7 separate regions of the Homo sapiens genome follow, and regions 1, 2, 3, 5, 6 and 7 are each linked to region 4. The links are chromatin loops, found by intact Hi-C in ENCODE. Cell type or tissue: PC-3. All regions are shown on one strand. Region 1 overlaps LOC124900233 (a long non-coding RNA gene). Region 2 overlaps CAV2-DT (CAV2 divergent transcript). Region 3 holds the start of CAV1 (caveolin 1). Region 4 holds the start of LOC124901730 (a long non-coding RNA gene). Region 5 holds the start of LOC124901731 (a long non-coding RNA gene). Region 6 overlaps CAV2-DT (CAV2 divergent transcript). Region 7 overlaps COMETT (cytosolic oncogenic antisense to MET transcript).

What was found. Hi-C counts contacts between places; a loop is a spot of excess contacts. Peaks named below come from ENCODE experiments on the same cell type or tissue, not always from the same donor. Only the 100,000 strongest peaks of a DNase experiment are listed, where the experiment ranks them.
Region 1: it touches region 4 in a loop (2.8-fold over the local background); 29 of 110 quality-filtered maps call a loop at or near these places.
Region 2: a loop joins it to region 4, with 4 times the contacts of the local background. A loop is called at or near these places in 17 of 110 quality-filtered maps.
Region 3: a loop joins it to region 4, with 10 times the contacts of the local background. A loop is called at or near these places in 83 of 110 quality-filtered maps.
Region 5: a loop joins it to region 4, with 7 times the contacts of the local background. A loop is called at or near these places in 83 of 110 quality-filtered maps.
Region 6: a loop joins it to region 4, with 6 times the contacts of the local background. A loop is called at or near these places in 17 of 110 quality-filtered maps.
Region 7: a loop joins it to region 4, with 6 times the contacts of the local background. A loop is called at or near these places in 106 of 110 quality-filtered maps.

What each region holds. Positions count from the first base shown.
Region 1 is chr7:116,339,455-116,343,454 of GRCh38, reverse strand. LOC124900233 (a long non-coding RNA gene) reads right to left here. Exons shown (of 3, transcript XR_007060487.1): 2 at 3,536-3,632. Among named protein-coding and RNA genes, the nearest start is that of TES, 130 kb to the right of the region's middle. In PC-3, CTCF peaks have their summits at 1,540 and 1,739 (motif pointing right); a DNase peak (open chromatin) is centred at 3,064; H3K27ac peaks cover 1,519 bases.
Region 2 is chr7:116,441,724-116,445,723 of GRCh38, reverse strand. All of the region lies in intron 1 of CAV2-DT (CAV2 divergent transcript), which reads left to right. Among named protein-coding and RNA genes, the nearest start is that of CAV2-DT, 56 kb to the left of the region's middle. RefSeq lists an enhancer at 2,047-3,246. In PC-3, no CTCF peak of the experiment used is centred here; DNase peaks (open chromatin) are centred at 2,453 and 3,433; H3K27ac peaks cover 2,762 bases.
Region 3 is chr7:116,523,997-116,527,996 of GRCh38, reverse strand. It overlaps CAV1 (caveolin 1), which reads right to left and starts at 2,961. Exons shown (of 3, transcript NM_001753.5): 1 at 2,905-2,961; 2 at 1,308-1,472. The coding sequence starts at 2,934. RefSeq lists silencers at 1,260-1,359, 1,590-1,979. In PC-3, a CTCF peak has its summit at 1,724 (motif pointing right); DNase peaks (open chromatin) are centred at 1,346, 1,696 and 3,226; H3K4me3 peaks cover 3,949 bases; H3K27ac peaks cover 4,000 bases.
Region 4 is chr7:116,256,455-116,260,454 of GRCh38, reverse strand. It overlaps TES (testin LIM domain protein), which reads right to left. Exons shown (of 7, transcript NM_015641.4): 7 at 1,672-3,161. The coding sequence ends at 2,973. LOC124901730 (a long non-coding RNA gene) reads left to right here and starts at 3,151. Exons shown (of 4, transcript XR_007060485.1): 1 at 3,151-4,000. In PC-3, a CTCF peak has its summit at 1,599 (motif pointing left); DNase peaks (open chromatin) are centred at 444 and 1,584; H3K27ac peaks cover 1,376 bases.
Region 5 is chr7:116,807,947-116,811,946 of GRCh38, reverse strand. It overlaps LOC124901731 (a long non-coding RNA gene), which reads right to left and starts at 927. Exons shown (of 3, transcript XR_007060489.1): 1 at 845-927. In PC-3, CTCF peaks have their summits at 1,844 and 2,055 (motif pointing right); DNase peaks (open chromatin) are centred at 1,426 and 2,066; H3K4me3 peaks cover 1,043 bases; H3K27ac peaks cover 1,240 bases.
Region 6 is chr7:116,435,980-116,439,979 of GRCh38, reverse strand. The region is part of intron 1 of CAV2-DT (CAV2 divergent transcript); the gene reads left to right. Among named protein-coding and RNA genes, the nearest start is that of CAV2-DT, 62 kb to the left of the region's middle. In PC-3, a CTCF peak has its summit at 1,543 (motif pointing left); no DNase peak of the experiment used is centred here; H3K27ac peaks cover 262 bases.
Region 7 is chr7:116,587,305-116,591,304 of GRCh38, reverse strand. The region is part of intron 2 of COMETT (cytosolic oncogenic antisense to MET transcript); the gene reads left to right. Among named protein-coding and RNA genes, the nearest start is that of CAV1, 64 kb to the right of the region's middle. RefSeq lists an enhancer at 2,869-2,968. In PC-3, a CTCF peak has its summit at 2,122 (motif pointing right); DNase peaks (open chromatin) are centred at 2,134 and 2,874; H3K27ac peaks cover 658 bases.

The DNA.
Region 1 (4,000 bases), 83 kb before region 4:
TATGATCAAGTGATTTTTGACAAGGTGCTAAGACTATTCAATGTAGAAAGAATACTCTTTTCAACAATGGTGCTTAGAAAACTGGATTTTCCCATGCAAAAGAATGAAGTTGGGCCCTTACCCAACACTATATACAAAAATTAACTGCAAATGCATCAAAGACCTAAATGTAAGATCTAAACTAATAAAACTCTCAGAAGAAAACATAGAGCAAAAGCTTTATGACATTGGACTTGGCAATGACTTCTTGGACTTGACACCAAAGGCACAGACAGCAAAGGAAATAATAGACAAATTGACCTCATTAAAATTAATTTTATACATCAAAAGACACTAGCAATGGAGTAAAAATGTGAACCACAGAATGGGAGGAAATATTCTCAAGTCATATATCTGATACCCTTATCAGAATATAATATTTAGAATATATAGAAACTTCTGTAACTTACAACAAAAAAAGCAAACAACCTGATTCAAAAATGAGCAGAGTACTTGAATAGACATTTCTCCAAACAAGATATACAAATGGACAATAAGTACGTGAACAGATGCTTAGCATCACTAATCATTAGGGAAGTGCAAATTAAAACTACCATGAGATAACGCCTCACGCTCATTAGAATGACAAATATCAACAAGACAAAACAGAAAATAACAAATGTTGGTGAGGATGTGGAGAAACTGAAACCTTTGCACCATTAATGGGAATTTATGTGATACAGCCACTGTGGACAACAGTATGGCCATTCCTAAAAAAATTAAAAATAGAATCATTATATGATTCAGCAATTCCACTTCTGAGTATATACCCAAAATAATTGATAGAACCCTAAGAGATATTTGTACACTCATGACCATAGCAGCATTATCCACAGTAGCTAAACCATGGAAGCAACTCAAGTATCCATCAGTGGATGTGTGGATAAGTAACTATGGTGTATACATACAGTAGACTATTATGCAGCCTTAAAAAGAAGGAAATTCTGATTCATGCTAAAACACTGATGAACCCTGAGGACCTGCTAAGTGAAATAAGCCAATTACAAAAACACAAATGCTGCATGATTCCTTTTACATGAAGTACTTAGAGTATTCAAAATCATAAACACAGAAAGTAGAATAGTTGTTTCCAGGAGTTTGGGGGAGGAGGAATGAGGAGTTATTGCTTAATGGGTATAGAGTTTCAGTTTTACAAGTTGAAAAGAGTTATGGAGATGGATGGTGGTTATGTGGCATAACATTATGAATGTATTTAGTACCACTGAATTGCATACTTAGAAATGGTTAAGATAGTATTTATGTATGTGTATTTTATCACTAAAAAATGGAAAAAGAAGTTCTAGAAAGAGTGAGTAGGGAAAACAGAGGGATGAAAATTATCAAAGCTGTAATAGAAGAAAATTATTCAGAGTTTTAAAAAAGACACAAATCTGCCATTTGAAAAAGCCCACAAAGTACTGAATGGGTGAGAAAAAGATCCACCAACTTATCCTAGTGAAATTTCAGAAACTTTTGAAGACTTTGTAAAGGATATGGAGAGAAAGATACTATTCATTTATATAATGAATAACATTACTAAAATTTGACTTTGTAAATGCCGTTTGTTTCCCAGCAATAATGAACCAACTATAGATGAGATTCTAAAGATTGATTAAACATATACAGGAACAAAATACAAATATGATCAGGGCCCCTGCATTAATCTGTAGGGCTGTGCACTGCTAAACTCCAGGAGGCACTGTTCTCCAAGGAGGCAGTAGTGCAGCTGCCCTGAATGTAAAACAATCCCACTGATGGGCTAGTGTTGGACAACATGCAGGGCCTAAATTGGAAACCAGAAGTAGAGGCTTAGTATACTACTGAACAATTAATTCAGGAACCTATACAAGAGCTAAAAGATTGTGTGAGCATGTGTGTTAGCATGTTTGTGTGTTCATACACACGTAAAATGAAACTCAGGAGAGAAAAGGATATCTTTTGTGTACTGAATATCTTGTACTGGGAGTGAGAAGATACTATCGAAACTTGAGTCATCAAAAAATAGAAGTATAAATGTATATCAGTCACAGTGGAGAGCAAAAAGGAAACCATCAGAACTAAAAACAGAAACTGGGAAATGGTATAAGTGACAGGGAGTAGGACAGGGAATGTAACTTTTAGTATCGTTTGAATTTTAAAAATATATGTATTATTTTGTAACAATAATAATAAAAGTAGATCAATCTGTTTTTTTAACCACATCATTACTGTACAATTACTCGGTTGCCCGGTGACTTTTCAGAGGAGCATATGCAAATCATATGCAGAGCAAACAGACTCCACATCCCTTCAGGACTATTTATGCCTCATGCTTTCTTTGACTGTAAAAAAGTTGAGGCATAGGGTGCTATTTTGTATTCTAATTGTGTGGACAAATTGTCAGTGGACTACATTTCCCCCGGGGTATGGAGCTCTCTTTGTCCCCCTTGGATATTGGCGAATGTATCTCAGATATAATCGACTACTAACACTTCAAGATCTTTATTACATATTGATTCCTTAAATACATAGATTTTATTTGAGCCTTACAATAATTCTGTGACAATTCAGAGCAGGTGTTACTATCTTCATTTTCTAGAAAAAGTTAAGCAAGGTTAAGGTGTCTCAAGTCATTGAGAAAGGGAAAGAGCCAGCACCGGTCTTCCTCTCCCTGCCCCATATGGTTTCTTAAGGTGATGGAGATTAAGTAATATTAATGCATACAGGCAGCTTTTAAAAAATGTGAAAAACACATTACCAAAGAGGAAAAAGCAGCCACTACAAACAGGAAATCCTTGTAAATGCCTCAGCTATAACCTTCCTCACCCTGAACTCTTGTTAAAATTGAACAATATGGTAGTTAAAAATGTGTCTCACAGAAAGGACTTTTGAAGGGAGCTGCAAAAGTAAAGAGAAACAAAAAGAGGAAGAAAAGTAAAAAGCTTTCCTTAAAAATGTGGAATTCCATTTAATTGCTGTGCTTGCCTGGGTCCTACGAAGCATCTTATGTTCTGAGTCCTATATTTCAAGTGCTTGCCTATGTCCTGTAAAGCGTATTCTGACTCAGAATAAAACAATGTAAAAAACAGCCTATGATTAATCTTTCCACTTGATTCTGACATTTATTCACCCTTTCTTCCTATGTGCAGAAGTGGAAGTGGGCATATGTGTGACAATGGGGGGAAAGCGGGATGAATGGCAGGGGTTAGAATAAGAAATGTAACTTATTTTTAATGTCATTTGAATTTGCTTAATATGTGCATATATGGAAGGGTTGATTAAACTATAGATAGGAAAGCATTGACCAAAGGGCTCTTTTCTAGAATGCCGTCTGACTCCTTTAAAGTTAAAATATTATTAGAGGACCATAAATTTAATCAGGAGTTTCTGGGTATATTCTGCTTTTCTTCTTCTATTAGAAATTCAAAGCTCTGCCTTCACAACACAAAACCCTTGACTTAAACATAAAAATTTTTAGATACCTCAGAGGCAGGACATTCCCTTTTTCTTGGCCCACCTGGCATCAGTGTGAATGTTTGGTGAACCTTGTCCAAATTCTGGCTCTTCCCATATTGATTCAGTTTCTATCTGCTAGAACAAGGTGACCTGCCAAGCTGTAGTGAACAAAATACGATGACTCACATGAAGTTTTTTCTTTTATTTAAACAAGTTAAGTGCAAAGACCATTGATAAGAGCAATTTTTAGCAACCTTGTTATCAGCTTATAGTGAGGCAGTCCCTCTTCCTTCCTCCCCTTTCCACCCACCCCATAGTCGTAAAACCCTCACCAGAAACAATTTATAAAGCTTTTAAAGACAACTTTCAGGTTTGAGTGTTAGTATTTAAATGTGGAATTACTTTGAATTTGAGGCGCTTAGCCAAATTGTTACTAAAATATACTCTTTTTCTTGGCAATTACCACTGTAGACAATGTAGAGTGTTTATTTCATGTGTACCTAGCCATAAATGAATTCAAAAGTAA
Region 2 (4,000 bases), 190 kb before region 4:
CATTTTCAATATGATTTTCATGGCTGTAAAGGGGAAGCACATTATTTTCGTGTATTAATAGAGGCACCAAGATAGAAACTGAGAAAGGTGTGAGAACGTCTGTTATGTTTTCTAGCATTTCATAGTATGAAACCTTAAGACTCACATTATTAGTTAAGCCTTTGTATAATAACAGAAACTCACCTTTTGCCAAAATTATTTAATTATATATTGTTCATACCTTAATTATTTGATGAATGGATAAGGACGACTAGAGGCAATACCGTGAAATGGAATTTTGGGGGCATCTTGCTTACTCTTCGTGTGTCTTACCCCTCAACTAGCATTCGGGTGACCTTATGATTTTTGCTTCCACCCCAAACACACCCTTCCCAGCTACACCCCATGGCGTGCATTGTACCTACGATGGTACAATGCCATCAGCCCTTCCACTTTTAGGAATAGTTCCATTCCAGGCATTGTCTGATGCCAGGAACCTGCCAGGGCAGAAACAGATATGTTGAATGTTAACGTTTGATAGTTGTTTAATGTGTTATTCCTCTAGGTGTATTTCTATTTTTGTATAATAATGCTTGGAAAGGAAATACATACCTCATTCTAACAGGGAACTTGCTATCTGAAATGAGGATATATTTTTGGCAGGAAGTAATTTTACTTATAATATTATATAGTCAACAAATAATTGCATGTATAGGATTAACTGTGTGTGGTGCTTTCAGAAACTTGGTTAGATGACATTAGAAAGGGTCTCAGAAAATAGTATATAATACATGTGCTTAGGACTCAAAAATAAGTAGAAAGAAAAAATTAAGTTACAAGTACTTCCATACTTTCTCCCTCTGACCACGTCTATAAGAGAAATCTGAATTTGTTAGCTTGGTCTTTGTAATTTCTAAGAGATATGTTGAATCTGCCATCTTGGTTCCTTGCTTTCTGTGCCATAAAATCAGAGAATGGGGAAAGGAGAAGCAAGGAAGGGGTATCTGCACTAGAAAGATTTATTCAAGGGGGAAAAAAGAAAGACTTGAGGAGAAAGCAAAAGAATGGAGAGAGGTGAGGAGCTATACAAATTTTGTTTGGAGACTGAATTTAGTGGGAATTGAGAGGAAAAGGGGGAGAGTCTGATATTTAAGACAGATGCAGGGTGCGGGAGATATGGAAAGGAATGGGATAAATGGAATTTTAAGAAGTGTTGCTGTAGGCAACGATTGGACAACCTTTAATATCTTTCAAAAATGCAAACAAATATTGAAATTTCTTTGTGTAACTGCATCATGTTTTGTTTTGTTTTTGTTTTTTGACTTTGTATTCTTCATCTCCAACTCGGAATCAGCCACGTCTCCAAAAATTCATGTGTACTCTTAGTGAATAATGGTACTTTGAAACTGAGATCTGGGTTCTAGATGTGCTATGCTACTGGAATGTCCTTGCTCTTTGCCCCTTCAGCATATACCTACGCTGAGTATTCTAGTGTGCCATAATAAAAGGATGATGCAAGGTACTTAAACTTGTCTTTTGGCTTTGGCATAATGTAGAGTGAGGAAAAGAGAAGTTGTTTTAAATATATGACTTATGACTTATGTATGCTGTTTATTTGTATCTTTCTATAGCTGTGCTGTCCAAAATGGCAGCCACAGCCACATATGGCTATCTAAATTTAAAATAAAAGTTCAGTCCCTCAGTTATACTAACCATATTCCAAGTACTCAGTTATGACATGTGGCAAGAGGCTACTGTACTGGGTAGAGAGTAATAGAATATTTCCATCATCAGAGAAAGCTCTATTGGATAGCACAGTTCGACAGAATGCTGCCTCGTAAGGCAGACAAGTATATTTATTGGGAATTGTGTTTGTTCAGCTGGTCTTCGGAAATCCACAGGTATAGAATTATCACCAACCAGAGCCTTAATTCAACAGACACTGATGTGTATCTTCTTTTGTCACATTGGCTATTTTTCCCATTCATATGACATACTATATAGATCACTGCTTTGTTCCTGTGAAATATCCCTGTGGTTTTAAAGACCCTAATAGTTTGAATGACTTCCACTTATTGCAGACTTCACTATGTTCCAGGCGCTGTGCTAAGCACTTTATTTGCACTATCTCACTTAATCTTTATAACAACTTTATGTTTTAGATTCAATTAGTATTTTATTTAATCTTTACCTCATTTATAACAACTTATAACAACTTTATGTCATATGTACTATTAATATCTCAATTTTACACGTGGGAAAAGCAACATGGAGAAGCTAGGTCACTGGTTCACAGTCCCACAATAGGTGAGGAGTGAAGCCAGAATTAATTGTGGAAGAGTAAAGGTAGTGGAAGAATATGTATTTTTGATACTCCCTATGGGAAGCTTTCCAAATACTAAAACTTGGAAAAGGCATTGTTTTACTTTCATGAACAGAAATGCACCACAAAAAATTACACAGGCATTAGTCACACCTTTTTAGATTTCAGTTATGCATCATGCCTTAGTCACACAAATTCCTGATCTGGGAGTGTTTGTGGAAAAATGTTTATGCCCCCTCCCTCCTTCACCTCTCTCAGATACCAAACTTCCTTTCAAATTCCCAGCTTCTCAATAACAGAGTATCTTCCTAATTCTGGCTCAGCATCACTTTCCACACCTAGGACCCCAACACACATTCTTTACTCTTTTAACAATATAATAAAAAACTATTTAAAGATAATTTACATGTTAATGTCTCATACTAAATATGCATATCCATGTTTTAAAATTGTTTATTCTAAATAGAAGAATTTCTTGGGCAAATGTATATATTCTTTCCTTTAGAAGGTTTCACATTTTTTATTGGCATGTATTGATTTTACTTTTTGCATTGACTGTTCCTCTACCATTACACTTTCTTGTACTCCTTAACATTATATAAAAAGTATTTCAATGGTTTCTGAGCTCTTACATTTAACAGTGGAGTAGAGGTTTTCTTTCCTAAAGAAGTGACCCATCCGGGCCGGGTGCGATGGCTCACGCCTGTAATCCCAGCACTCTGGAAGGCCGAGGCGGGCGGATCGCGAGGTCAGGAGATAGAGACCATCCTGGCTAACACGGTGAAAGCCAGTCTCTGCTAAAAAATAGCTGGGCATGATGGCGGCCGCCTGTAGTCCCAGCTACTCCGGAGGCTGAGGCAGGGGAATGGCGTGAACCCTGGAGGCGGAGCTTGCAGTGAGCCGAGATCGCGCCACTGCACTCCGGCCTGGGCGACAGAGCGAGACTCCGTCTCAAAAAAAAAAAAAAAAAGAAAAAAAGAAGTGACCCATCCGTGAGGAAGCATAGTGGTCAGAGTCCTGAAGCTCAGCGCACAGAATCACTTTCTTGCTGTTTTCTACCCTTCAAATATTGCACTTTCTCCCTATCATAAAATCTGCCTTGGTGGCATCACCAGCTCAGGCTTCATCAGACCTGTTTGGAAACAGGTTAGACTGAACTGACTGCCTAAAGCTCCTTCAGATCTATATTTGTAATAAAGATTAACGTCTGAAAAACATATTTTGCCCAGCAAAGGCAAGCATCACAATATTATTGTGACATGTTTTTTCTTAGATGTTGAAGAAAAAAAGTTTTAAAAGATCCAGAAAGATATTTATAAAAAGAATTTAATAAAATTTCAGAGAATACTAAAAAAATTAGGCATAGTTAGAAATAAAAGTAAAAGAACAAAGATTTTACTGTGGCCTTTGGCCTCAACTAAAAAAAGTGAACTTGCCCTCTTCAAAATGCTCTTCACTTATTATATAGTCGTCATATAAAAGAAAAAAGACTGCAGGGAGATTCCATAGGTTCAAATCACTGAACTCTATATTTAGAGACAAAAACAGGAGAACTCTCATAATTCCAACACGAACCAGAAGTACAATAGTTTTAGAATCACCCAAATTTCCTTTGATATTCAGCTACACGGAGATCTGAAAGAATTTTCCGATCTTACTTATTTTGGAGCTGCAGCTGGATAATTAAACACATGTGGC
Region 3 (4,000 bases), 270 kb before region 4:
GTACTTTTGTTGCTGTTGCTTTTAAATATTCCATAATCCAGCTAGTCAAAAAAAGCTGCAAATGCTCCAATTTTCCTTTTTCCTACTCCAGGAAGCCAAGGGAGTCAATTCTGACAGTTTTTTTTTCCCTTCCAGTTACAGATTAAACTGTTTCCCCTTTTGAAATATATTATTCATGAATGTAAACGGTTTGTGAACTATAGCTCCTCCCATCCATAGATAGCAGGCGTGGTGGGTGGAAATTGCTCATCCGCCTCATTGATTGCTGGGGGTTGTATAGGAGTAGATCTTCACACTGCAGTCCCTGAGCCAGGATTTTTCCTTAGCCCTCCATTTCTCAGAGAAAACCCTTTGCCAAGGATGGCTCTAGCCCATGATATCCCAATCCAGATGTGTTTAGGCAATAAATTCCTCCCACTAGATTGGCTAAAAGGGTCAAAATCTAATAACAATGATAATTTAAAACTGACCACTGAGTCAGATCTAAGTCTGGCCAATAACCCAGTCCAATTATTTTTAATCTCACCAAGCACATCCTGAAAGTATGAAAAGGAACTCCAACCTGAATGTGCCATTAGCTCAGGGCAGGCTGACCCAGGTAGCTACTAAAGAAGCAGCTTTCCACATCTAAGTGCAGGTGTCCATAGATAGAAGAAACCAAGAGGCATACATTGTTTTTGGTTTTGTAAATTTGCTTAGTTGTGCACAAGTGACTTGTTAGTCTAGTTAAAGTAACTTTCATATGTATATGAATAAGTACGTATTTTCTTTGTCTTTAGTCCTAGGCATTTCCATCCACTGTAGTATTTTTAAGAAAATCACTTCCCATCGTTTTAGTTGGGGGAACATGCCCATCTTGTATTCTGACTCATCCTCAGCACAAGACCTGACACAATTATCTGACTGTCTTAATGCCACGTGCAGTGGGGACCTGTCACTAGACTTTCAACCTGGGAATGGATAGGAACCATCTCACCGTCCCAAGGAGTATGGGCCGTCTGTTGCTGAGGTCAATAGGCTCATTTGCTAGGATAAAAGTGTAGTTATAGGAACTTCTACAAAACTCACTTTAGCTGAATTTCAGCTGAACTAACTATTGGGGGGAGATGGGGGAAGGGAGATGTAACGTTTCTGCCGACTGCGGGAGCTCCCACACATCAAACCCACAAAACTCTGTGTGTGTGTGTGTGTGCGCGTGTAGGGGGCGGGGTGGGGTGTGCGTACACGGCAATGCTAAAGAAGGATGCACGGGCTAACTGCCAGAGGAGAGCTGTCCCAGCCCTTCCCTGTTGGTCGCCTTGGCTTACCTTGACCACGTCATCGTTGAGGTGTTTAGGGTCGCGGTTGACCAGGTCGATCTCCTTGGTGTGCGCGTCGTACACTTGCTTCTCGCTCAGCTCGTCTGCCATGGCCTTGTTGTTGGGCTTGTAGATGTTGCCCTGTTCCCGGATGGGAACGGTGTAGAGATGTCCCTGCAGAGGGCGGAGGGCGGACGGCCAGGACGGGGAGGGCGGCAACGGCGGTGGGAGGAAAAATGCAAAAAGAAAAACAAGCGATGAGAAGTCAGCCTGGCGGCGGGGGAAACCTCGAGCTCGAAATCGAACTAACCGCTCCGACAGCTACGGCTCCGTGCACAGAAACCGCCTGCGCGTAGCCAGCTTTTTAAGAGGATCTCGCAGAGGACACCACACCCCTCTGTACTCTGCAGGGCGCGCCTGCCTCCCCCGCCCGCCGCCAGGGGTCAGGGCAGGCCCCGCCGCGCGGTCCGAAGGCCCCCGCCCGCGCACGCCCCGGCTCAGCACGCAGGACCCGCAGGACCCGCAGGACCTCGGCGGCGAGGGGGCAGCCGCAGGCTTCTCCCGGACTCCCTAAGCCGAGTCGCTCTCGCCCTGAGCGCTTCACCTGTTTCGCGTTCCCGTCCCCGGTCCCTATTACCCCTGCCCCGGTAATCCCTTCCAGCTTTATCTAAGATCCAACAGCAGCCGCCCGACCCGTGGAATGTTCCCTTTATCGCTGCTTCTTGGCCGCATCCCCCTCGCACCTGCCCGCGCCCCCCACCCTGCCTCGGCCCTCTCTTGTCCCTCCACGGCTCTCCCTGCTCAATCCGCCGTGATGATCACAATCCCGAAAGTCCCCATTTTTGGCGGAGCCAGGCACCAGACCCCCTAAATGTCCTAGAACTCAGTCTCACCTGCGCAGCTCCCCCGACCCACCCTCAGGGCACTCCCAGGCTGCGGGCGGGTGGCTGAAGGGCAGCTACGTGTTGGAAGACGAGGTTTCCACACCCGGGCAGAGCTCCAGCGCGTGGAGGGCGTTGGAAGTGATGGTGGCAGTTTGGGGAGGGGAGGTCTACCTCTCTCGGAACACCCCTGCCAGACGCCAAGATGCAGAAGGAGTTCTTGAGATGGTTCAAGAACTTTGGAAAGTGCAAACACACCGCGCGCCGCCTGCGGGACCTGCCGGTCTGGGCGCCTGGCGGAGAGTCCCGGGGACTGTCCCCAGGACTCGGGTAAATAACACCTCCACCCTGCACTCCACCTCTTCGAACCCCCAGCAGGCAGGGCCGGACCGCGGGGGTCCCGCGACAAGGGAGCATCCTAGACCCATCCAGAAAACGCGTCCTGGGCCCAACAGACCCAATCTCAGGACCCCAATCCCCTTTTCCGTGTCCTCCTAGCTCAGGGGCTCCCTAGGCCCCCTCTCCATTAGGAAAACATAAAACATTCCTGGCTTCTCTTCACCTCCCCGCCCAGGCCCATTCCTCAGCGGTGCCAACGCCAGAGGAGTGCTCCGAAGTGGAGAGAGGGCTGGGGCCAGGGCAGCAGTCGGGATATTTGGAGAGGCAGATAGCAGAAGCGGACACTCCCCGCACGCCCGAGCCGGCGCCCCCCCACGGATGCCTACCTCCGAGTCTACGTATTTGCCCCCAGACATGCTGGCCCGTGGCTGGATGAAAACTGTGAGGAGGTTTCCCTGGGCTGTGCTTTAAGGGAACTGAGGAAGGAAGATCTTGTATTGTATGGGGGGAAAAAAAGGCGCTGGAGGGGGGCGGTGGCTGGGAGGGAGCCTCCTGGCCGCCCGCCAAAGGTTTGTTCTGCTCGCGGTTGGCCCGGACGTGTGCTGCGCCGGGTCTAGGCACATCCCCAAGGTTCTGGCAGCAGAGGGCGGGGAGCGCCCGCAGCGAGCAGAGAGCGAGTGAGAACGTTTCTCCCGCGCTGGGGTGCTTGGGCAGATTATTTTAAACCTGAGGCAACATTTTCCCTGCTCTGAACCACCGAGAGGCGTCCCGGGGAGAGCGAATGTTTTCGCAGTGCATCATCTCAGCAGGGGTGGAGGGAGCCGACGCGCCTGCAGAGATGCCCAGTATGGGCAACCAAGGCGGCAGAAACAATCCACAATCCTGCCCTGTCCTAAGCCGTCCCTTCCCACCTCCCCCACCCCCCGCCCATCGCCCAAGTTCCATCTCTGCCTTAAAACACATGTGTCTCCCTGTTTCACAGAGGGAGGGATGAAAGACGGCTAGGAACCTTTAGGTACATTTCACATCTAAACTTTGTGGATCCCTTATGGAAGGAATCTGTGTGGGTGCCTGTGGTGTACTTTTGGTGACACTCGTTTACATCTAGTCGGTGTGGATGGAAACTTAAGCAGGCATGCAGAATTTAACATTTCCCATCCGTTTCTGAAATGTCTCCCAAACGCTTCGAAATAAGAAATGAAGATCTTTAACTTTTCTATAATTTTATTACCGATATTTTCTGGAACAATGGAATTTTATGCCAACAGGTTATGCCATATTTGCAAAATACACAAAATGTTTATAATTGTAGAATTATTTAAAGCTTCAAGTTTATTACCAGAGAAGATTTTTTTTTAATGTGCTTGGCTGTGAGGAAAGATTTGACTTTTCTAATTGACTAGACTTAAAAAAAATGTGATAGCGATTAAAGTATTTTGTCTGTTCCTGAATCTGGGGCTTCTGTCTTTACTTTATTGTAAA
Region 4 (4,000 bases):
CAGATCAAATAAAAGCTACAATGACAAGTTCTCTGTGAAAGAACAAAATAATTAGCCAAAGCTATTTAAGCATCAACTAAATATATGAAAAAAGATCCTATTAATCTATTAATCGAGCCAGAATGTGTTTTGTGTGGTCAAAGCACATACACATAAACCAGCACAGTGGGTCCTTTGCATACATGTGGGCATTCATTACAGTCATCAAAGTTGTCGGCAAGCATTTAAATCAGCAGAGGTCAAGAAGGGGCAGATGAGTGAGAAATTGTGGCAAAGTGCCTTTTTATAGAGACATTGACGGAAACCCAAGTTTTCCAAAGAATTAAGTGAATACCCAGAAGACAAGTTCAGATATGCCAAGGCATCTCAAGACAAAGGCTGAATACTGATCTTGGGTGTTGGTGTCTCTTTGGTAACTACGGTGAAGTTGTATAAGCTTAAACGCTATGTGTTGGAAATTCCTTGAGAATGAATCAGTGATGAATCCCTTGCCTTTGGTGAAATTGGGCTGAAATACTTCAAAGTCAAATTTGGAAATCTATGCTTGAAGACTTCAGTAATAGAAGTTTCAGCTAGTCAATGAAAAGAAAGAATAATCCCTAACTCATTTGCCGCCCCCCCCACCTCAAAAAAAAAAAAAAAAAAAAAAAGGAAGGAGGAAAGGGAGATATGTAGGTACCATGCAACAAATATGAAGGCTAGTATGTCTCAAGAGCAATCCAGATTTCCTAAGGGATTGGCCGTGTTAGTAGCAGATGGGTTCTGTTTCAGTTTATTCTCACTTAGCCATGTCTGGGAAAAGTTAAGTTGTACAACTTTGTGGACAATATGCTGTGGAAAATATATTTGTTGCCATTTAAGATAAAGATATGAGCAACCATAAAGCGATCTTTATAGACAGTAATGATACTTGTGATATTAGCTTCTAAAATTATATGCAGAATTAGATTACTTTAGATAAGGTGACACGTATCCAAGCTCCAAAAGTTACTTTTGCATGGTTGAAGGCATAGTGCAGAAGGAGTAAATTTGTATGCTTGGTATGCACATGTGCATGTGTGTGTGGTGGTGGGGAGTGGAGAGGTGGAATGTAAAGAGAAGTACTATTGGCCAAACAGGAGCTGGAAAAAAAAAAAAGTCAAGTTATTCTGGGTATGTATCAGAGAAAACTGCAACTCCCACTATGACAGAAATAATTGTAGACTGAGGGAGAAAGTATTATGGCCTGCTAACATTAGGAAGCATGAGTCTACCACTATTCCCCATTTGCTTTCTGTCTCACGATAAGTTTCCATGAAAAAATTCTTCTTTTAATATTTTTTACATATAAAGAAACCAGAGTTGAAACCCAAGTATAAAAGGCTTGTTAGATCCAACTGAATAGAAAATAAGCTCTCCCAAATTTTAATTAAAATTACTTTCCCTTTCTTTGAAAAAGAAAAAAACTCTTGCATGACCAAACTTAAAAGTCCTGATTTGAAAGTTTCATAAACCTTATCTTTTCTCCATAATGAAACATCTAGATTCTGTGCTGTCCTGTCAGAGGCAGACTTTTATTTTCGTTTGGGTAATTTTTATCCTTGGAGACATCGCCCCCTGCTGTAACACATGCTTAGTTGCAGAAGCATTTTTCACTCAAAAAAGGATATGAATAAAAAGATACAATGATTATTAAAGTGAAAGAAACTTTATTTTGAGTAATATACATATCATTCATTCCATTTAATTTTCATAGTGCATAGCTATGTGTAGAAGTACACAGGGAAGAATAAACATTAGAAATACCTAGCCATGAAAATATACAAGTGAAGACATTTGATATATCCATGGACAGGCTTGGAAGTATTATAAAACAGGATCCATTAGGAAAGAATAAAAACCATGCAAAAAAAATCTTATCTAAATCATGGCAGGCAAGTGCAATCAATATAAATCATAGTCTCTGGGTACAAAAACTATACATGTTCTTTGGATTAAAAGCAAATGGGTGGCTTGGCTTTTATGTCCAAGCCAAAAATCATCTATACAAGTAAAAAGTGTGTGGGTCAGGCATGGTGGCTCCCACACCTGTAATCCCAGCACTTTGGGAGGCCAAGGCAGGCGGATCATCTGAGGTCAGGAGTTTGAGACCAGCCTGGCTAACATGGTGAAAACCTGTCTCTACTAAAAATACAAAAATTAGCTGGGTGTGGTGGCATGCACCTGTAATCCCAGCTATTTGGGAGGCTGAGGCAGGAGAATTGCTCAAAATAAAAAAAAAAAAATAAAGAACTAAAAAGTGTGGATACTGTTATGCCACATGTGATAATAAAATATTCAAGGCCACAGATGCAAGTCACCAACTTACAAAGAGAATACTGAAGGTAGGGTACATTAAAAAAATAGAGAAATGCAATAAAGAAAATGCCACCTCTGCCTAAATCAGGAAAGAGTAAATGCATAGGCATTAAAACAGCAGCTCTGCATACTACACTGCATTTCTCTTTGTCAAAAAGAATTCACTGTGTATCATTACAAAGGTCAGTGAATAAGACGAGGCAATAAACGTAGCGCCTTGGTATTAGGGCAAATTTAGTTTTCTTTTCATTTTACACATGAGGGGGAAAAAAGAAGTGTAGAACTAGGAATGCTCATCTTTCCATTCAGTACACTAACTTTTAAGTGTGTGGCACAAATGGAATAGAGACATGAAGTTTAATGAGATCCAAGCTTCCAAAAATGATTTCACATTTGAAAAGCTATGGAAAGATACAATTATTTACTGTTTTACAAATCAAATGCTTAAACCAAGTTTAAAAGTTGAGACCGAAAAAAAATTGATGAAGAAAAAATGGCCAAAAAAATTAAACAAAATCTCTTGGTTTCCTTTACAGTTTCTTTTTTTGCGTTTTATTTTTTTCAAATTGCATTTTACAGTAGAAATGCAGACCACTTTGGATAGCTATGGCTCGATACTTCTGGGTGCCCTCCTCCTAAGACATCCTCTTCTTACATTCCACTGAACAGAAAACCATCCCTTCTACTGGCATGAACTTCTGCCCAATGAGGCATTTGCTGCAGCAAGAGCACAGAAAGCACTCTGTGGATGCATGCCAGCTGAAATTGTTATAGGTCACCCGCTGCACTTCTGGGTCGATGGCATTGTGGCATCCTTGACACACCTATTAAGAAATAATACAAGAGAAGAGGGTGAGAGATCAAGCTGTAATGGTAACATTTTCATCTTAGGACATATTTCTTTAGATGATAAATTAAAACTCATAATGACAACCTCAGAAATACACAATGGAGGGTGGCCTTCTAGCTAACCTTTTTGGCCAACTGTTAATGGAGGTCAATATTCTGAGCAGCCTGAGAAATAACGAGTGAAGGCCAAACAGGTGATTTGATGCATGTAAGATAACTTCATGGCATTCAAGGCAGAAAGTCTTGATGGGAAGTTCCAAAGCAGTGTGCTTAGTTCTGATGTATTTTATTAGATTGCACATTTGTAATTACACAGAAGTTTATGATTTTTCCTTGTTCATTAAAGCTTTGAAGTGGTAATTTTACCTGTCTTACCTATGACACATGAGATTATTAACACCACTAATTTCTAGACAGTAGTAAATTAAAATCATGTTCAAAGTAATTAAGGACTCAATTAAAAATACTGACAGTGTTTGAGAAAAATGAATTTGCACTAAAAATATAACTTGTAGTTAATTGGCTTCTATTCTGTCATAAGATCAGTCATAATTTATGTGTAATCTAATATTGTAGAACATTAATACTTACAATCCCTGTACCATTCAGTATGTGTTATGTATATATACATGACATACAAACATGTATATACATACACAAACATACATACATTTACACCACAAAATTTTCTTCTTATTCAAACATGCACATGAGGAAAATGAATAAATAACCTATGTTATAGCAGAAAACAGAAAACCAGTTCGGACCTCTGAAACACTGGATAGTCCATGCCTTATAGTTTATACATGTTCTG
Region 5 (4,000 bases), 550 kb before region 4:
CTGAAAGACAAACAATTGAATAAAAAATAGAGGAAAGAATAAAATGGGGCAAAGGCTGTGGAAAGGCAATTTAAAGAAATGCAGATGGCTACAAAACACATAAACACAGGAAGTCAACTTCTCTGTTAATCATGGAAAAGCAAATTATGACAACAGTAAGAAACCATTGTTTACTTATTTGGCAGTAATGAAAAAGAGTGCTGATGTCCCAAGCTGGTACAAAATAGGGAAATAAGTATTTTCAAATATCGTTGGGAGTGTGAAAAGGTGCAGCCTTTGGGGAAAACAACTTGCCTAATATCTAATAAAATACAAACAGTGTGTGATTTACTGACCCCACTTTTGGGACTGTATCCTAGAATAAAAGGCCAGTATATTAGATTATACGTAAAAGTTTTTTTGTAGTATTGTTTGTAACAGTAAACAAAATAAACCAAAAAAAAATACTGGAAACAGCCTGAGTGGATTGTAACAGCCATTCTACAGATGGTCAGGTAGCAATGAGAAAGACTGAATTATAAACTGGAGGAATACCTGTGATATGCTGCAAAGTCAAAATAAACTGTTGCAAATTATGTATACAGCATGATCCTATTTTTATTTAAAACTCTAAAATCAACATATGTGTATATCTTTCTATAAAAATGAGAGGCTTGTAAATATGGAGGTGAGAGAAGCTATGGGAACAGAGGGGATGCGGGAGGAGATTGTTAGAGTCTGCAAGAATGTTAGCTTTAAAAAAATCACATCTTATTTTGCACAAAGAAGGCATACATTCCTTATATAAAAAAAAGTCAAATAAAAACATTTAAAACATGTTTTTCTTTAGCAGTGGGCAACTTACATGTTCACTGTCCTGAAGCCCCTCGATCTTGAGGAAGCATAATGATAAAGTGCTTTCAGTCACCCAACAGTGAAGCTGTCTGCCCTGATTAGGGATCAAACCTTTGACTTTAGTCTCCACAGCACAAAGTTCCAACTGAACAAATACCCTCTGTTTACACATCATCATAGCAAACTCAGAGACTGCTTGCAAATTATGCAAATATACACTGATAAGAGGATCACACGCCTCCTTAGTTAACTATGCTTTTATTATATGTTAGGCCTTTGAGTTCAAAAACAATTATGATATTGCATTTCAGTATAGTATGAAGGTAAAAGTATACAGTCTTGGCTGCAGATATAATAAATATAATTGCCCCTTTTTTACTGATTTACCCAGTGTTCTTTAAAATGTGGGTTTGATGTCATGTAAGCCATATCTGCTATTGTCACAACCACCTATAGGTTTCAGATTAGTAAAGTCTTTGAAATATGACTCTCCTAAGCAGAAAGGAATCTGCAGCACTTGGCATAAAGATTATAATCTTTGGCCTTCCTGTGGTAAGATTTATAACTGTGACCTTAGGCTCTATTTCTTTTGGAGTGTAGTCACTTTAAGTTACCAGTGATGATTGCTTTGAGTTATTAGGTCAGCGTGAATTGCCTAATACAATGTCAGCTTCGTGCTTCCCAAGGGCTGGGCAGTATTAGGGACACGAAACAAAGTGAATTTTAATGTCCGCAGAAGGCAGTGCTCTGATATATGAGCCACCTCAGTAACAATGAATTTCCATGGCAGGAGATTTCAACACCAGTTCTTAACCTCTTCTATGTTCTCCATTCTTTAATTCATGAAATATTATGAGTTCATTTTTAATTAGGTGAAATAGTCTGAAACTAACTGGTAAAAGGGAGGAAAAGGAGGAGTTACATGCTAGCTTTACCTTAGGGGTAACTTTTTCCTGGAATGACAAAAAGAAAGAGTTATGTGAGTTAAACTCAATGCCCTCCAATTCTGTTAACGCACCTTGACCTAGAAGCTGAAATGAAGGCTTCCTCCCACTGAAGTTCAAAAATGAAGATTCATGTTAATACCCAGGTGGCAAGCAACAAAGGCAGGGTAAGTTTGGTTTTTTACTATTCAAACATTGCCTGCTTTCAACAATTAAGTCACCTACAGTGTAAGAAACCAGACCTTTCTTTGATACACTACATTTAAATGTGTTGTCAACACTAGATGGCACTCAAGGGTTGCTTTTCTAGCATGTTCCTCCAGTTCCAAAGTCCTTTGCCATTAATTACCTCCTTTAAAAAGAGCAAACATGCTATTTAAACAAAGGGTCCCTGTAGTTACTCTGTAGTTCTGTTTTTATATTTATAGTCATGTAATCAATATGTTGGAAGAGTAATTAATTTTTAACCTCAACCTATGGGGAGATCAAATGTTAGTGGAGTTAATGGATGGAACAGGCTTCATTATTCTAAAGTAATGCTAATGATAAAGCAGGGAAGAAAGTCAAGGGTTGTAAACAATCGTGCCATCAAACACAATCATATAAAGCAACAGTGCAGCGCGATCATGGGATGCTGACCTCTTGCCAGTCTTCTTCAATATGACTGTTGTTTCTGTTTTAGTTATCTAGACCCTCCTGTGTGAATGAAATAGTCTCCTAACTCATCTTTTAAGGTATTTCCTCTTCCAATTCATGCTGTTGGAGTTACTATTCCAAATAATAGTTCTGATTTTGTTGCCCCTCTGTTTTGAAAGCCTCTCCTCATTCCCCATTTCCTAACACCTTAGAGTGATATTAAAGGTGCATCTTGATTTGGGCTCTCTCTACACTCCTGGAGCATGCACCCTAGTTTCTAGATTCTTCATCCACAATATTTCTGCAGTGCTTACTGTGCGCCAGCCTGTGTGTTTGTGTTCTTCCAAGAGAGATAACCCAGTGCACAGCATTGAAGCATGTCCATGGGCACGAAGGGTTCTGGGTGGACTCACTCCCGGAAAGGGGTGCGTTGGCATGGCCAGAGCTGAGGGGCTGGAAGACCAAAAGAACAAAAAACTCATCCTCTTTATTCTGATTATATTTTCCTATTACTCCACCCCAGGCTTGAATTTCCAAACCTACTTCCCCAGATCATGAGAAAATAAGAGAATCATTCTGTTATATGCGGGGAGGCTTATAGTCAATTGTACACCAAGGCTCATCTTCAATACACGCATTACTATTTTTCCCAAATATTATTATATTCAGATGAATCTTTCTTGTTCCTTAACCATACTTGTACTTTTCTGACTTCATTGCTGACATGATCCACTCTATGGAGGATGTCCTTTTCCTACCTGTCCATCTGGGCCCAACTCAGAAGCATCTTCCACACAACCTTCCTCAACCCCTTCTATTATAAGGAAGGTTTGTAAAGTGTGTTGACTCAGGCTTTCCCTCCTCCTTCCTGAAGGGCAGGAAGCCATCTGGACCACAAGGTGACCTTGAGGATAGAAGACATGCCTTGGGATAGTGGAGTAGAGGGATGGGAGCCTGGGTCCCTGCCAACATCCTGCAGCTTCTACACCAGCCCCCAACTGCCCATCCTCCAACCTGTTTTGTGTAAGAGAAAAAGCTCATCTCCTGTAAGCTACAGTTGTTTTGGGATTTTCTGAACCTAATTCTGATATACACACTGTAGATTAATTGTGTGTCATTGCTTTTTTTGTTTTTAGGAACTTTCTCTAATTATGATAAGATCAATGCTTTCATACAAGTGTAAGCAGGAGTTAAGATGTTTAAAGGGAACAGGTAAATGAATGCACAATTTTCCCCTTTTAAAATAGAAGACAGGAGTGAATATAATTTGTGTAATTTAAGATGCAAACTTTGGAACAATTTCAATGAAATGAAATTCAGAACAGAGGAGACCTGTCATTTGGGATTACTAGTTGTGATCTATAATGATTTGCTATTGTATGGTCTTTGCTCACTATTACATTCAGTGGGGCCTAGATTAAATTGAGCTAAAGGAAGTGTTAGTTTTTTATTCCTTTGGTATGCAGGAGCTCAGTTGTCTTTTTTTTAGAACCAGAGATTAATTATATTTGCATGGTGGGAGTTGGTGAGGAGGGAGAGGATTTAAAAAAAAAAAGGAAGAAATTAACATTTGTTGGGTATCTTTA
Region 6 (4,000 bases), 180 kb before region 4:
CATGATTTCATGTATAAACAACACTTGATATTTTAGTTCCAGCCAAAATGTCTAGATATGAAGCTAATGTAATTTCCTAGGACTCTAAGCATTATTTGCTATAGCCACATAAGAAGTAGTGTTTGATTTAAACAAAATTAACATAAACGTGCTAGCTGACTTTAATATGGAATCCTGTTTCAGGATCAAAATGCATCAACAGATTCTGGTGTTAGTTCAGTGTTTTGCTTTTTCTTATCTTTTGGAACTGTCTAAAAAATAAATTAGATGTTTCTAGTGATCTGAATCAGTTAACAGAAAATCGGTAATGGAAATTTGCTTTGGGATACATTTCACACTCTTTAATACATGCTTCCTTTATCCATTGCTCCCTGTGAGGAGACACCCAAGCCTCTCAAGTTTCTTCTGCTACCCTGTGGGACCAACACTTATTTGACAAAAATCTCTTCCACAGTATCTATCATGGCAGGTCTGAATTTAACATGGCTTATGTGGTCTTCCAGGATCTGAGCTCTGCCAGTCCCTGTGACTTTGTGCACAGGCAGGGCTGTGCTGGGACACCTTGTGTTTTCTGAATCAGTCTTCCATCCTGGTCACACCTCTGCCACTACACCTGTCACAATCCCTCTTCTCTTCATTGAGAGCCATTTATTCCCCTCTACCTAATACCAACATGCCTGACAAACTCCATATCTTCCTGGAACACATCTTTAACCTCTCCTTGTTTTATTGCTCCCATCTACCAGATGTTTCACGGTATGATAACACTTATCACAGTGTCAGCTAGTTGTACATTTCTTCCTGTATGGGACTGCTGAACATTTTAATGGGAGGGGATGTGACTTAGTTATGGAACTCAGATGGCCACTCTAATAAGGATGTCATGAGGGTAGAGATTGGGTGTCTTCTGTTTACTTCTGTAAACTAAAAGCTTTAGAATACTATCTGGCTCACTGCAGTTGTTATTAAATGAATCTATACATCCAATATCTTTCATATAAGAGGGATTTAATATTTGGTGAATTGACCAAGTGGTTCAGAAGTTCTAGGTTCAGTTCTAGATCTACTGGCAGTCAATTCTTGATCTTAAGAGTTAACCTGGCTATGAAGTTTGTACTGAAATTTGCAAGTGGAAATATTGTATCATAGGCTTTACATAACATAATTATAAATAATTGATTGACAGATAGACTCTTCAGGACTAAAAGGACCTTGAGAAAGGCTGCCTCTTATTGGGGGATTGACAATGTGCTGGACACTGTTCTGGGCACTTTATGCTATTAATCCATTTAAAAAAATTCATTGTTACTAACTCATAGTATTGTGATATAAACATTATTATCCCTATTTTGCAGAGATGACACCAAGGCACAAATCTAAATGACTCCCTATGATCACATAGGTAGAGGGGTGTGGAACTGGGAGTTGGCCCAGGCTGTGTGGTTCCAAAGTCCTTTCTCTTAATCTCCATCTTAGCTGTACTTTTGTGATATCTTTAGCCGTTTTCTATGTCAACCACTTCCACCTAGTGGAAATGCTGGAATTTATAGGAAGGCCAATAAATCCTAGTTGAGCTGGGCTCAACCTCCCACAGCCCCCTCTTTCTCCAGATGTCTGCCTCATCCTCAGTTGGATGGAGAATCTGGTAGGAAGTCGGCTGTATTGCTCCAGGTGTCACCATCCAGTGGAAGAAATGGTGTCTTCAGTTGTTCCCCAGAGGAGAAAGCTTGTTTCAAAGGAGTGCCTACAAATATCTCCTCCTGTCTCACAGAAGTCATATACACTAAAAATTTGGCCATATACCCTACCAATGGCCAATGAATGTGCTTGTGCAGATCTGTTTATGCCTGAGCTGCCTGCGTCCCTTGTAGATCCAGTGATTGGAGTCAGCTTTCCCTGAGGCATATGAGCTCTTCATGGGACATGTGAACAAGAAAACGGAGGGTGATTGTTACCAAGAGATGGCAGAGAAGGTGGTAGGCCGGGAACTCCAATGCTCACTGTACTCATCACAAATTTGGTTAGAAATCAGTTTATCTTTGAGCCATAAACTTCAAAATCATATTCTAACAATCTCTTTAAAGTACCTTTTAAAACCATGTCTTATTGGAACTCTTCAGGGAAAACAATAAGACTACTAAGAAATTGGAATATTTTCATTAATTGTGAAAGAGAAAATTATTTGAAAATAGAACTGATAATTATCTGGCATATATTAATACTTCATAATTATAAAAACAGTATAATAAACTACAATGTAAAATGGTCTGCAGCATGGCTTACTACTCTAGATTTAATTTTTAATTCCATTCTGAGTCCATATGTAACTTAATGTGATTGAAAATTTTTCTGAAAAATGACTAGGACGTATTGCAGAATGTCGGCTAATTAGCCCATTGCAATCTCAGTTATCTGTTTCACTAAAATCGCGTATGCCACGTTTAATCCTGATCTCAAAGTTAACTCCAATAGACATTAATTCATCTGTTCATTTATTTAATAAGCCCTGAATTATTGAGGGCCAAGCACTTGGGGATAGAGAGGTGATTATTTGTCAGTCTTTGTTGTATTTGAATTCTCCATGGGTTCTTAGGATTCCTTTCTTTCTTTTTTCTTTCCAACTTTAATTTTACATTCAAGGGTTACATGTGCAAGTTTGTTACATGGGTAAATTGCATGTCAAAGAGGTTTGGTGTACAGATAGTTTTGTCACCCAGGTAATCAGCATAATACCTGATTGGTAGTTTTTTCAATCTTCACCCTCCTTCCACCCTCCACCCTCAAACAGACCCCAGTGTCTATTATTCCCTTCTTTGTGTCCATGTGTACTTAATGTGTAGCTCCCACTTATAAGTGAGATCATGAGGTATTTGGTTTTCTGTTTCCATATTAATTCACATAGGATAATGACCTCCAGCTCCATCCATATTGCTGCAAAGACCATGATCTCATGTATTTTATAGCTACGTAGTATTCCACAGTATGTATGTATATATATATATATATATATGTGTATATATATATATATGTGTGTGTGTGTATATATATGTGTGTGTGTGTGTGTGTGTGTGTGTGTGTGTGTATCACATTTTCTTTATCCAGTCCACTGTTGATGGGCATCTTGGTTGATTTAATGTCTTTGCTCTTGTGAATAGTGTTGTGATGGATGTACAAGTGCATGTGTCTTTTTGGTAGCAAAATTTATTTTCCTCTGGGTATATACCCAGTAGTGGGATTGCTGGGTTGAATGGTAATTCTGTTTTAAATTCTCTGAGAAATCTCCAAATGCTTTCCACAGTGGCTAAACGTATTTACATTCCCACCAGCAGTGTATAAGCATTCTCTTTTCTCCACAATCTTGGCAGCATCTGTTATTTTTTGACTTTTTAATAATAGCCATTCTGACTGGTGTGAGATAGTATCTCATTGTGGTTTTGATTTGCATTTCCCTAATAATTGGTTATATTGAGCATTTTTTTATACGCTTGTTGGCCGTGTCTGTGTCTTTTGAGAAGTGCCTGTTCTTCGTTGCCCACTTGTCAATGGGGTTGTTAGGTTTTTGGTTGTTGACTTGAGTTTCTTATAGATTCGGGATATTAGACCTTTGTCAGGTGCATAGTTCACAAATATTTTCTCCCATTTTCTAGGGTATCTATTTACTCTGTTGATAGTTTATTTTGCTGTGCAGAAACTGTTTAGTTTAATTAGGTCCCAGTAGTCAATTTTTGTTTTTGTTGCAATTATTTTGGAGCCTTTTTCATGAAATCTTAGCCTGGGTCAATATCCAGAATGGTATTTCTAGGGTTTTTATAGTTTTAGGTTTTACATTTAAGGAGTCCTTTCCACATTTCTTGTTTTTGTCAGCTTTTTTGAGAATCAGATGGTTGTATGTGTGAGGCTTTATTTCTGGGTTATCTAACCTGCTCCATTGGTCTATGTGTTTTTGAACCAGTACCATGCTGTTTTAGTTACTATATCCCTGTAGTATAGTTTGAAGTTT
Region 7 (4,000 bases), 330 kb before region 4:
AAATTTTAATTTTGTCTAATGAAAGATTCATTTAAATGTAAGTAGCCACATGTGTCTAGAGGCTGCAGTCTTAGATAATATAGATTTATAGTGTATGGAAACATGAAAATTTCTTGATGAATTTGGGGGTGGTATTCACCAATATACTTAATTTACTTTCTTTACTGATTGGCTGTATATTAATCTTGTTATTTCACATTGACCATTTCCATTTTTGCCTGAATTCACCATACAAGTGCTTTGGGATTGATTCCATAATTGTGTTTTCTCTCAGGGTTTCAGCTATGTAGGTCTGGTTTAATTGAATTTAAATAAAGATGCTTTTTCTAGTTCACAAACAAAGATTGAAACATGCAAAACATTGAGAACATGCTGTCATGCTTAGTAAGATAAATTTCAAAGCCTAACCCCTGCAGTTATTTTTCTAAGCTAATTCTCTGTATTTGAGAGTTCAGGTTTAAACAAAAGCTAGGAGTGTCATGAGATATAAAAATATGTTATTTCCTATTTGTTATGGTGTCTAAAAAAGATAAAATACTTAGACAATTTCCTTAAATTTTATTTAACTTAACAAGTTAGCTTTCTTGTTAATGGGTACCAAAACATAGTTAGATAGGAAGAATAAGTTCTAGTGTTTAATAGCAGAGTAGGGTGACTATAGTTAACAATAATTTATTGTATATTTCAAAATAGCTAGAAGATTTGGAATATTCCCAACACAGAGAAATAATAAGTGTTTGAGTGATAGATATCCCAATTGCCCTGATTTTATCATTACACATTGTATGCATTTATCAAAGTTTCACATGTACCCCAGAAATATGTATGGTCATTATGTATCAATAAAAAATTTAGCTTTCTTAAAATACAGACTTTCTTTTTTTTTTCTTTGTTAAAAGGATAATGGTCTCATTCAAGGATTTTAATAGAAACCTCATCCCAGTTGACTAATTCCAAATTATTTATCATTCGCTATGTTTTCTTGTGTGCTCTTGCAGCTAAAATAAACTCCACTCATTTAACTCTTTCATTAGCATATACTCTGTCGTGATTTCTTCTGTTGCCTTCATTGAAGAGACTAATTCCTTCTGATAAACAACTTCTCTAACACACACACACACACACACCCCTCTAAGACTTAAGGCTTAAGGCGACTGGGAGCAATTTATTACATTGTTGTTGAAAGCATCTTTCTTAGTACGATGCATATGCATGGAAGGGAGGTCTGGCCTAAAATAAGTAAAATGACATGTGATTTATAAAGGTTGGGTGTAATATCTATAATTAATTTTATCTTTTTTACACCTAAGCCCACTCTGCCCCCAAACTTCTGCCTTATTATCAAATTACTGTGCAAAAAAAGAATATCACTCCCATATGTACGTCAAATATTCAGAACTAGTTACTTTGTACATTTTAAAATGTAAAATCCATATGGTTTTCTACCATCCAATTAAGGGATAACCCTTATGTATCCAGAAGAAAAACAGGTAGAAATGTCACCTAAGTAAGTGTTTAATAGTATTATACAAAAATAATTAATATGTTAAATAATGGCCACAACACACTATAAAACCCTGCACTGCCTTCTGAAATGAATATTAAATTTTATTTATGAGAAGTTCAGCATTGTGGATGTGATTGAGTTAAATTTCTTAAAAACTGCTGAAGTTCTGTAACTGTACATGATAGTATGCTCATAATTTTTTTCAGAATATATGATTAGACAGAATATCCTAAGGGAAGTCTCATATACCTACTTTAATTCCACCACCTGAAGGACAATATGAGTTGCCTCTTCTCCCTGGTCGTATTAAGGAACCACAATTTGAAAATGATTTTATCAGCATGAATGCTGTGATTCTGCATTCATTAGAGTGACAAACATTACTCTGCAGATGAAAATACAAATTCTTTAGTAACAAGAAATTCCAGACAGGAATATTGTTGTGCCTGCATATTATACTTATTTATTCCATTAATCTATCCAGATACTTATCTTTTTTCTAAAGAGTAATGTCATTAGTATTGTCTTCTACAGAGTCTTCAGTGATTAAATACACTTATTTCTATGCAGCTTAGTTTTATATCATAAATGTCCAGTAGATGGCAGTGCATGCACTAGAATTCACAGAATATCCTCTCAAACCCTAACCACAGCTATTTTTTAAATCTGCATTTTGGAAACATTGATAAGGTCTCACACAATAAGATTAAAAGTCAGCATTAAGCACTGGCTTCTTATTTTTAGCCTCAGACAACCAATGGAAATGAAACCTGTATCTACATGTTTTATTTCATTGTGTTTGAACAAGATTTTGGCACAATAAAAAAAAAGGGAAATCATTAACTTAAAACATCCTCAAACCCTGAAATGATAAATGCAATAAACCAATATTCTGTAAGTTTTCTTGAATTGTCAGAGGGGGGCAGACTGGAGGGTGTGATTTGCGGATAGGATGCTGCCCTTTAATATGAGTAGCAAAGTCCTGGATAATGCTTGTCCTAGAAACTGTCCTTGTGTGTTGAAGACATAACTTGTAGATGATGTAGGGAGGGTTATTGTTAAATACTGAAAAGTGGCTGTCATACAGGCTTCCAGTCTGATTTGTCAACGTGAAAAACTTGGAGGGCAGTGGGGAGGCTTCGGGAGGGAGGGAGGGAGGGAGAGAGAGAGAATTGATTTTGTTTTCCCCTAAAGGAGAGGAAGTGTCCAGGGAAGCTCTGCCTTTGTGGTTTTTCTTGTGTGCCTCAAAACACTTAGGCAAGATAAAGAACCTCTCTCACTCTACTGGGTAGTAGAGAGGAAGAATCATTGTTTCCAAGAGTCGATGCACTGAGAGCATCCACTAGGCGTTTTGTCAGGCCAGAAATAAGCAAGTGCTAGGCAGCAGGATGTGGTGAGGCCACTGGGTCAGGGGAAGGTTGGGGAGAGCCTGCTCATAATGAAATGACTGGGAATGTACCAGCTGAAGTCCCTGACTCTGTTTGAAACCAGGATGCATACAGCATGGTGTAAAAGAGCATGGAGTACAAACACAGGGAGAGTGAGAGGAGATTAAGCAAGTGTAAGCCAAATCTCCACACCCACACTCACTGGACCCTGAATGCTCTTCTCCTCCTCTAGTTTTCACAAGGCCATCATCTTCTTGGTCTTCAGGTCTCAGACTTACAGTAAATATTTCTCCAATAAGTGAATGAATGGATGATAATGCAGAGAAAATTAACATTCCAATCCCAAGAGTTTGAACGTACAAAAGAGGCAGGAACTACTGCCACGATAATGGTAGCAGGAGGAGAGAGCTCCTCTGTGGGGAGGGTGGCTCTGTGTCCCACTGTACAGAGGCACGGTAGTCAGGATGAGAACCTAAGAAGAGCTCAAGACAACCTTACTTCTGGGTGAAGACTCAAAAGAATTGAAATCAGGGCCTTGAAGAGATATCTGTACCCTCGTGTTCATAGCAGCATTATTCACAACAGCCAGAAGGGGAAAGCCACCCAAATGTCCGTGGATGAATGAATGAATAAACAACATGCAGTATATACATAGAATGGAATATTAGCCTCTAAAAGGACATATGTATTAGTCTGTTTTCACGCTGCTGATAAAGACATACCCAAGACTGGACTGGGCAATTTACAAAAGAAAGAGATTTGCTGCACCCATCAACCCATCATCTAAGTTTTAAACCCTGCATGCATTAGGTATTTGTCCTAATGCTCTCCCTTGCCCCCCACCCTCAACAGGCCCCGGTGTGCAATGTTCCCCTCCCTGTGTCCATGTTTTCTCATGGTTCAGCTCCCACTTATAAGTGAGAACATGCGTTGTTTGGTTTTCTGTTCCTGTGTAAGTTTGCAGAGAATTATGGTTTCCAGCTTCATCCATGTCCCCACAAAGGACATGAACTCATCCTTTTTTATGGCTGCCTAGTATTCCATGGTACATATATGCTATATTTTCTTTATCCAGTCAATTATTGATGGGCATTTGGGTTGGTTC